Linked DNA regions of Homo sapiens: region 1 is linked to region 2. Evidence: chromatin contacts called from ENCODE Hi-C or POLR2A ChIA-PET data. All regions are on one chromosome and are shown on one strand. Each heading gives the region's core, a stretch centred on a gene start or an enhancer-like site at or near the end of the contact. The rest is flanking DNA. Distances are from core to core; before and after follow the strand shown.

Region 1 (3,385 bases), core at 518-3,017, 71 kb after region 2:
ACTTGAGACAAATAAGTGATACACGGGCTTAACCGTGAGCGACAAGGAACTGGCGCCTGCCAGCTCCCAGAGGACTCTCACCCTTCCTCTGGGGCGCTGGGCATCTTTAGTCCTTTAACCTAGAAGAGCCCCTCACACTTCGGCTTTCACAACAGTGACATTTTAAAGATTTGTGCCTTTTTTTACTCCAGAAAATACAACGTGTTCTTATAGTCTGCGAGTGACAAGAACCTGAGAGAGAGCGTGAATCTCAGAGACAGTGAAAAAGACTGGGGGAGGGAAGAGCCTGGGCCTCGGATGCTCTCAGCCCAGGGTTGGAGGCAGATCTGTGCAGATCGTCGTCCTCATCTGCGAGGGCAAACAGCAGCTCAGACCCTGCCCGAGGGTCCCCAAATGCTTGACTCCGAATCCCAAATGGAGCATAAACAGCATTTCATGATGATTTCAGTTAACACTCTGCTTAGTCAGTTAAAAGATCATTTCTACCAAAGCACGGCCCGAGACCAGCTTGGTGACTGCTCCCAGGAAGAAGGCTGGCGGCCCTGGCTGAGCCCAGGGTGAGGGGAGCAGCACAGCCTCCACCTCCCCACCCCGGCCTGGTACTCCTACAAACCAAGAGGTCCGAGTATCTGAAAGGCACCCCAGGTGGTAAAAGTTCTGAACTCCTGGGTAACCAAGAGACTGCACAGGAAGCTGGGACCACAGTGGTGGGGAAGGTCCGAGAAGGAGGCTTCGATCTCTGAGGAGCAGGGGTGCTGAGCCCTGGCATGGGGAGGGGCCGCTGGAGGGTCATGGGGACAGAAGGCCCCACGCCACCTACGAAGAGAGCTTCAACCCACTGGGGCCACCAGGGCCCCAGAGCAGGTACCCTCCACCTGCTACCTGTCTGCTGGCTGGGGGTCATCCTGGAGGTGACAGGCACCCAATACCCAGGGCTGTGGGAAGGGGCTCCAGGCCAGATGCCATTTTCTCATCAGGGAAGCGTGCATGTTTGTACCCGGCACCCGGGATTAAATCAGTAAGATGCAGGCTCATGACCACAGACAATGAGGTCCGTGAGGCCCACGGGACAGCCCGGCCCCAGAGCAAGGACTGGGGGTGTGTTCACCTGCTCAGCAGACAGCCCCACTCTGACACCAATGGCCCCTTCTCATACACCCACCTCCAAGCAGAGGACGCTGGGCGAAGAGGTCAGGAAAAATGAAAGAAAGGCAGAGCCTGCCAGACAGCGTCCGCCCGCCTGTGCTCAGAGTGGGAGGCGTGGCCTCTGGGCGCAGGTGTCTGCAAAGGTTGAAGACCCCACGGACTTGGGTCAGCACCTGCCAGAGCTCTCCCAGGAGGGTTAGCCTCCTTCTCGGACAGGGGCCAGGAATTCAGGAAATGCCAGGTTCGGGTGGGGACGTGGAGACGGCTGTGAGGCTGTGGCCCAAGTGGGGCCTGGAGCAGATCGTCTGCTCTTGGCACCAAGGTGAAACTGACGAGTGTGGGCGTCAAACAGGGCAGGAGAGTTTTCCACTGGACCCTGAGAAGTGCTCAGGTGGCCACAAGGCATGGACATAGGGACACTGAGGAGAGCCCCTCCTGTTCCCTGATTACATGGGTCAGGCCGGGCTGCGCAGGAGGAGGTGAAGGAGCAGGAAGCCGGAGGGAATCAAGGAACATTGTTGTGGACTGAGGTGGGGCCTGCGCAGGTCTCCCAACGCTGCCCTGGGGCACTCCAGCCATCTGGGAAAAGGGAGTGGCAGCCCTTGGGCAGGTGGAATGCAGATGGCCCAGCCCACCCTCCCCAAGCTTCTGAGGGCTGGAGCCAGCCGGGGAGGGCACGGCACCCACAGCCCGCAGGGAACCCCAGCCCTACGTGGGCGCTCGAAGGAGGAGCAACAGGACCAACACAACCACGATGATGGCCCAAGAGACTGGGAAGGCCGGGGAGGCCGGAAGCAGAGGGGGAGGGGGGGATGATCACGGACGAGAGGAGAGGCAGCAAGGAAATGGAACAAGATGCCCCAGACTCTGCAGAGGCATAGACCTGCATGCTCCGGCGCCTCCGTGCCACGCTGGAGGAGGGGACCGGCCACCCACAAGGCCCTACTTGGCGTGGGAACTGCTCCAATTCTCGGCTGCCTCCTGGACAGAGCTCGGATGGCAGAATGTGAGCCACAGCAGCTCGTGGCGGTGCGGGATGGTGCGGAGAAGGCATCCGACCCCCGCGCTGAGTCTGCCGGGAGCTGGACGTGAGTCCCTCAAACAGAGGCTCAGGGACGGACGGGCGCTGCTACCGAGTGGTCAGGGTGCTCTTTTTGGCCAGTGGACACTGAGGGCACAGAAACACTCGTTTCCTGGATATTTCTGTTGCTTCCGGAGGCACTGGAACTCTTCTCCTTTCTCTGCTGGTGGAAGAGGGGCTCTGTGCGAGAGGTCAGCTGCTCCAAGCTGGCTGTGAGCATGCATCACCTTCCAGAGCCTTCTGAAGTAGCTATCCACAACTCTCAATTATCCTGGTGGCTTCCAGAGCCCAAAGGCACCTCGAGAGCTCATCACCACCCACCTGGGCAGGGCTCGAACAGAGCGCCCTCATCACGGGGAAGGACAGATGGCCAGGGGGCTGACAGGACATCTTGCTATCAGAGCCCCCACAGGGGCCAGGGGACCAGATCCAGTGCTGACCCAAAGCCCAAGGACGCCACCTCGGGGGTGACTCCCAATCCCGCCCCTTCTCTCTGCTGCCCTCCAGCCACCAGCTTCTCCTTGGGAGAAGCAGAGTTCTTCTCCCACCTACAAAAAAGGCAAAAATGGAATGTGGCCAGCGGGTAACCAATGGGGGAAAAAAAAAAAATCAATGTCTGTGTTGCCATGGTGATGACGGTAGCTGACGCTGCTTCCCCACACACAGTTCTGAAACCAAGCAAGTCCAAAGAGCCACCTTGGTGTCAAGGCTGGGTCAGCATTCAGATCTTGGACATGGGGGTGGAGGGAGAGCAGAGGCCGAGGCTGCCTTCTGTCATCCACCCCCACTGTCCTGAGCCACCACTCCAACCCGCCGGCTCCAAGGATGGGCCCTGGACCAGCAACGCACCATCACGCTGGGATCAAGGACCCTCAGGCCTGCCCGGGCCTCTGGCACCAAATCTGCTCACACACTCCCAGCGTCCCAGGCAGACGGGGGCTCCCGGGTCAGCGGCCATCCACCCGGGGTGGCTGGAGTGGAGGCTGCAGAGGGCCCCTACGTGACACACAGGGGTGGAGATGAGGCTCTGCGGGGGCTGAGCTAACCCGACACCTTCTCCCCACGGGTTGAGCGACCTGGCCAAGCCCAGCTCCCACAGCTGCAGCGGGACAGGCACGCCAGGGCCTTCTCCTGCCCCCGCGTCCACTAGGAACCCCT
Region 2 (3,556 bases), core at 53-2,552:
CCAGGCTGGGTCTGTGCAAGAGACGCTGGCTGTTGGTGCCACAAAAGGTGAAAGAGGCTGCCTCGGGGAGGGGAGTGAGCCCCAAGTTCCTGGAGGGGTGCACTTAGCCACTTAGCAGGAAGCTTCCTGAAGGGCCGAGCGGGGACAGGGGTGGGGGCAGAGAGCCACACCTTATGTGCTGGCCACCCTGGCCACCCGTCCCTGCAGGAAGGCAGCTTGGGTGGAGGAAGCATGCAGGGGCAACCCTGGGCACCGTGCTCACCCTGGGTGCACCTGCTGTTGTGGGGGGAATGGCTGGGAGCCTTGGAACCTCAGACTGAGCTAGCATGTGGGGGTCACGCCCGCACCCACGGGGCATGCATGCCAGGCACACCCGACGGGTGAGCAGAGCCTGGAGCCCCGGGCAGGCAGGGCCCAAGGTTCCAGAAGAGGCAGTGTGGGTGGAGAGAGTGGAGGCCTCGCCTTACCCCGTGGGGATCACACCCCATGGCCACCCACCGTGGGGCCCCTGGACTCCACACAGTCCTGGCCTCATCAGGGGTGGGGATTGCTAACTGTGGGGCGACGTGCTGAGGAGAGAGGCTGTGAAGCCAGAGGGGTCGAGGAGGCTGGAGGACCAGGTGTGGCCACGGGAGGCGGGGCTGCATGGCTGGGGGAATTGGGGCTGCGTGGACACGGGGGGTGGGGGCTGCATGGCTGGGGGAAGTGAGGCTGCGTGGACACGGGAGGCAGGGGCTGCGTGGACACAAGGGGTGGGGGCTGCATGGCCCCAGGCAGAGCTGGATGGGGTTGAGGGGAAGTGCATTTGGACCCAACACAGAAAACTTACTAGCTCTTGGCTTTGACCAGGGCCACCCTGTGCTGCAGTGAGCACCCGGTCCTAGGGACAGCCCTGTAGAAGCTGGGCCAGGTCAGGTGACGTGTCCTGGGACTCCAGGGTCCCGCACAGGCTGCCTGGGACCTGGGGCTGCTGCAGGCGGCTTCCGCCTGGGACGTGTGCACGTTGCGGGGGTGGGGGCTCATCGAGCCAGGTGTGGCCAAGGGCTTGGGCTGTGGGGCCACTCTCAGGCTCAGCCAGGCCACTCTCGGAACTCTCCCGTGGCCTTCGAGGGAAGGCCGTGTGCCGGCAACGCTGCGGACGGCAGCACCCCAAGCTGGGATCCCCCAGCTCTGTGCTGAGTAGGCGCCATCCTGGACCACGCCTGTGTTTTGAGCTCAGGCCACGCTGTGCCTGGAGCTGGCCTCCCTGTTCCTCTGTGTGTGGCCCAGAGTCCCAGGAGCCTCCTGTCCTTTCCACTGCGTGTGTAAAATGGCTGAGAGTGCCACCTGGTGGGCGTGAGGGTCACGCCGATGATGCGTCCACACCTCCGTGGATAGGGTGGTTACAAGTCAAGTGGACTTTGGGGGACGGGGACAGGGAGGCTGGCTGGCTGGGGCGGGGGTGGGGCTGGGTCCTTACTGCTCAGGGAGGCTCACAGGTGAGAAGCCACTCCCAGGAGGGTGGGACTGACTCAAAGCCGGCAGCCTGTTGTGGGGGTGTCTCCACCCCAAGCACCTCCTTCTCTTCCCTGCTCTTGGTCCCCTGCCAGCTCCCTGTGGCTGGCTCTGCCTCTTCCCACCCCAACCTCTCAGCAGAGCCAATGCTCCAGAGCTGGACAATGGCCAAATAGACATTAACTTTGAAACTGGAGGCCAAGGCGGGAGGATTGATTGAACCCAGGAGTTTGAGACCAGCCTGGACAACATAGTGAGACCTGTCTCTACAAAAAAATGTAAAAATTAGCGGGTGTGGTGGTGCAAGGCTGTGGTCTCAGCTACTTGGGAGGCTAAGGTGGGAGGATTATTTGAGCCCAGGAGTTTGAGGCTGCCATGAGCCGTGATTGCACCACTGCGCTCCAGCCTGGGTGACAGAGCAAGATTCTGTCTCAAAAAAAAAAAGAAAAGAAAAAAGAAAAAAAAGAGCGGGCCTGGTAGCTCATGCCTGTAATCCCAGCATTTTGGGAGGCCAAGGTGGGTGGATCACCTGAAGTCAGGAGTTTGAGACCAGCCTGGCTAACATAGTGAAACCCCATTTCTACTAAAAATACAAAAATTAGCCGAGGGTGATGGTGGCAGGTGCCTGTAATCCCAGCTACTTGGGGGGCTGAGGTGGGAGAATCACTTGAACTGGGGAGGTGGAGGTTGCAGTGAGCTGAGATCATGCCACTGCACTCTAGCCTGGGTGACAGAGTGAGACTCTATCAAGGAAGGAAGGAAGGAAGGAAAGGAAGGAAGGAAGGAAGGAAGGAAGGAAGGAAGGAGAGGGAGAAAGAGAGAGAAAAAAGAAAGAAAGAAAAAAAGTAAGTAACTGCTGGCACTAGAGGCCTCTAGGGTTAGCCTGGGCAGAGTCCTTGAAGCTGACCTGGACCTGCCCCCAGCGCGTCCAGCCACGTGTGCACAGCAGATGTACCCTCACCACCCCACCTTGGGACCAGCTGGTGCCAGGCCTGAGCCACTGCATCTGAGCATGTCTTTGAGGACTGATGGCGGCCCTCTGGGGACCTGCCCAGCCACCAAGCTTTCCATGGCACCCCCACCCTTGCTGGGCCTGTCTTGTGTCCCAGGAGGCACAGGGGTTGGGGGCAGACACCACAGAGGCTTTGCTGGGGAGCCCCTTGGAAGGGCTGTTGCATGAGTTTCCTGTGGCCACTGATTACAGATTTCATGGAGTCTATTATCGTAGGTTCTGGAAGTCAGAAATTGAAAGTCACTTACTTTCTTTTCTTTTGGGGGGGACAGAGTCTCTGTCGCCCAGACTGGAGTGCAGTGGCTCAATCTCAGCTCACCGCAACCTCCGTCTCCTGGGTTCCAGCAATTCTCCTGCCTCAGCCTCCCAGGTAGCTGGGATTACAGGCACACGCCACCATGCCCGGCTAGTTTTTTGTATTTTTAGTAGAGACGGGATTTCACCACGTTGGCCAGGCTGGTCTTGAACTCCTAACCTCAGGTGGTCCATCCATCTTGGCCTCCCAAGTGGTGGGATTACAGGTGTGAGCCACCGCGCCCGGCCGAAAGTCACTTTCATGGGCTATAGTCAATGTGGTGGAGGCTGGGCTCTGGGGAGAGTCCACCCCTGGCCTTTCCAGCCCCTTGCATCCACGGCTCCTAGCCCCCACGGCCCCACGGCTCACGGTCCCCATGGTCCCCACGGTCCCCACGGCTCATGGGCCCCACGGCTTACGGCCCCACAGTTCACAGTCCCCACGGCCCCACGGCTCACGGTCCCCACGGCTCACGGCCCCATGGTCCCACGGTCCCACGGCCCCACGGCCCCACGGCTCACAGCTCACGGTCCCCACGGCCCCACGGCTCACGGCCCCACAGCCCCACGGCTCACGGCCCCACGGTCTCCCGGCCCCACGGCTCACAGCCCCACGGTCTCACGGCCCCACGGTCTCACCGCCCCACAGCCCCACGGCTCACGGCCCCACGGTCTCCCGGCCCCACGGCTCACAGCCCCACGGTCTCACCGCCCCACAGCTCAACGGCCCCACGGCCCCATGGTCCCCACGGCCCC

The links. A loop is a pair of places that touch in the nucleus more often than their neighbours do. ChIA-PET counts read pairs that join two places held with the same protein, here RNA polymerase II (POLR2A). Pooled maps may share reads with other maps.
Region 1: POLR2A ChIA-PET joins it to region 2 with 16 read pairs in Panc1. The contact joins two enhancer-like sites. A Hi-C loop is called at or near these places in 3 of 50 pooled maps. POLR2A ChIA-PET finds 5 or more read pairs at or near these places in 2 of 52 experiments (Panc1 and WTC11).

The regions. Positions count from the first base shown.
Region 1 is chr17:81,070,551-81,073,935 of GRCh38, reverse strand. The region is part of intron 3 of BAIAP2 (BAR/IMD domain containing adaptor protein 2); the gene reads right to left. Among named protein-coding and RNA genes, the nearest start is that of BAIAP2, 37 kb to the right of the region's middle. Within about 2 kb of position 1,767, at least 6 of the 41 ENCODE cell types and tissues checked have a DNase peak (open chromatin) inside an H3K27ac peak, as active enhancers do.
Region 2 is chr17:81,140,662-81,144,217 of GRCh38, reverse strand. The region is part of intron 1 of AATK (apoptosis associated tyrosine kinase); the gene reads left to right. Among named protein-coding and RNA genes, the nearest start is that of MIR1250, 9.1 kb to the right of the region's middle. RefSeq lists an enhancer at 611-1,111 and a silencer at 1,378-1,427. Within about 2 kb of position 1,302, at least 2 of the 41 ENCODE cell types and tissues checked have a DNase peak (open chromatin) inside an H3K27ac peak, as active enhancers do.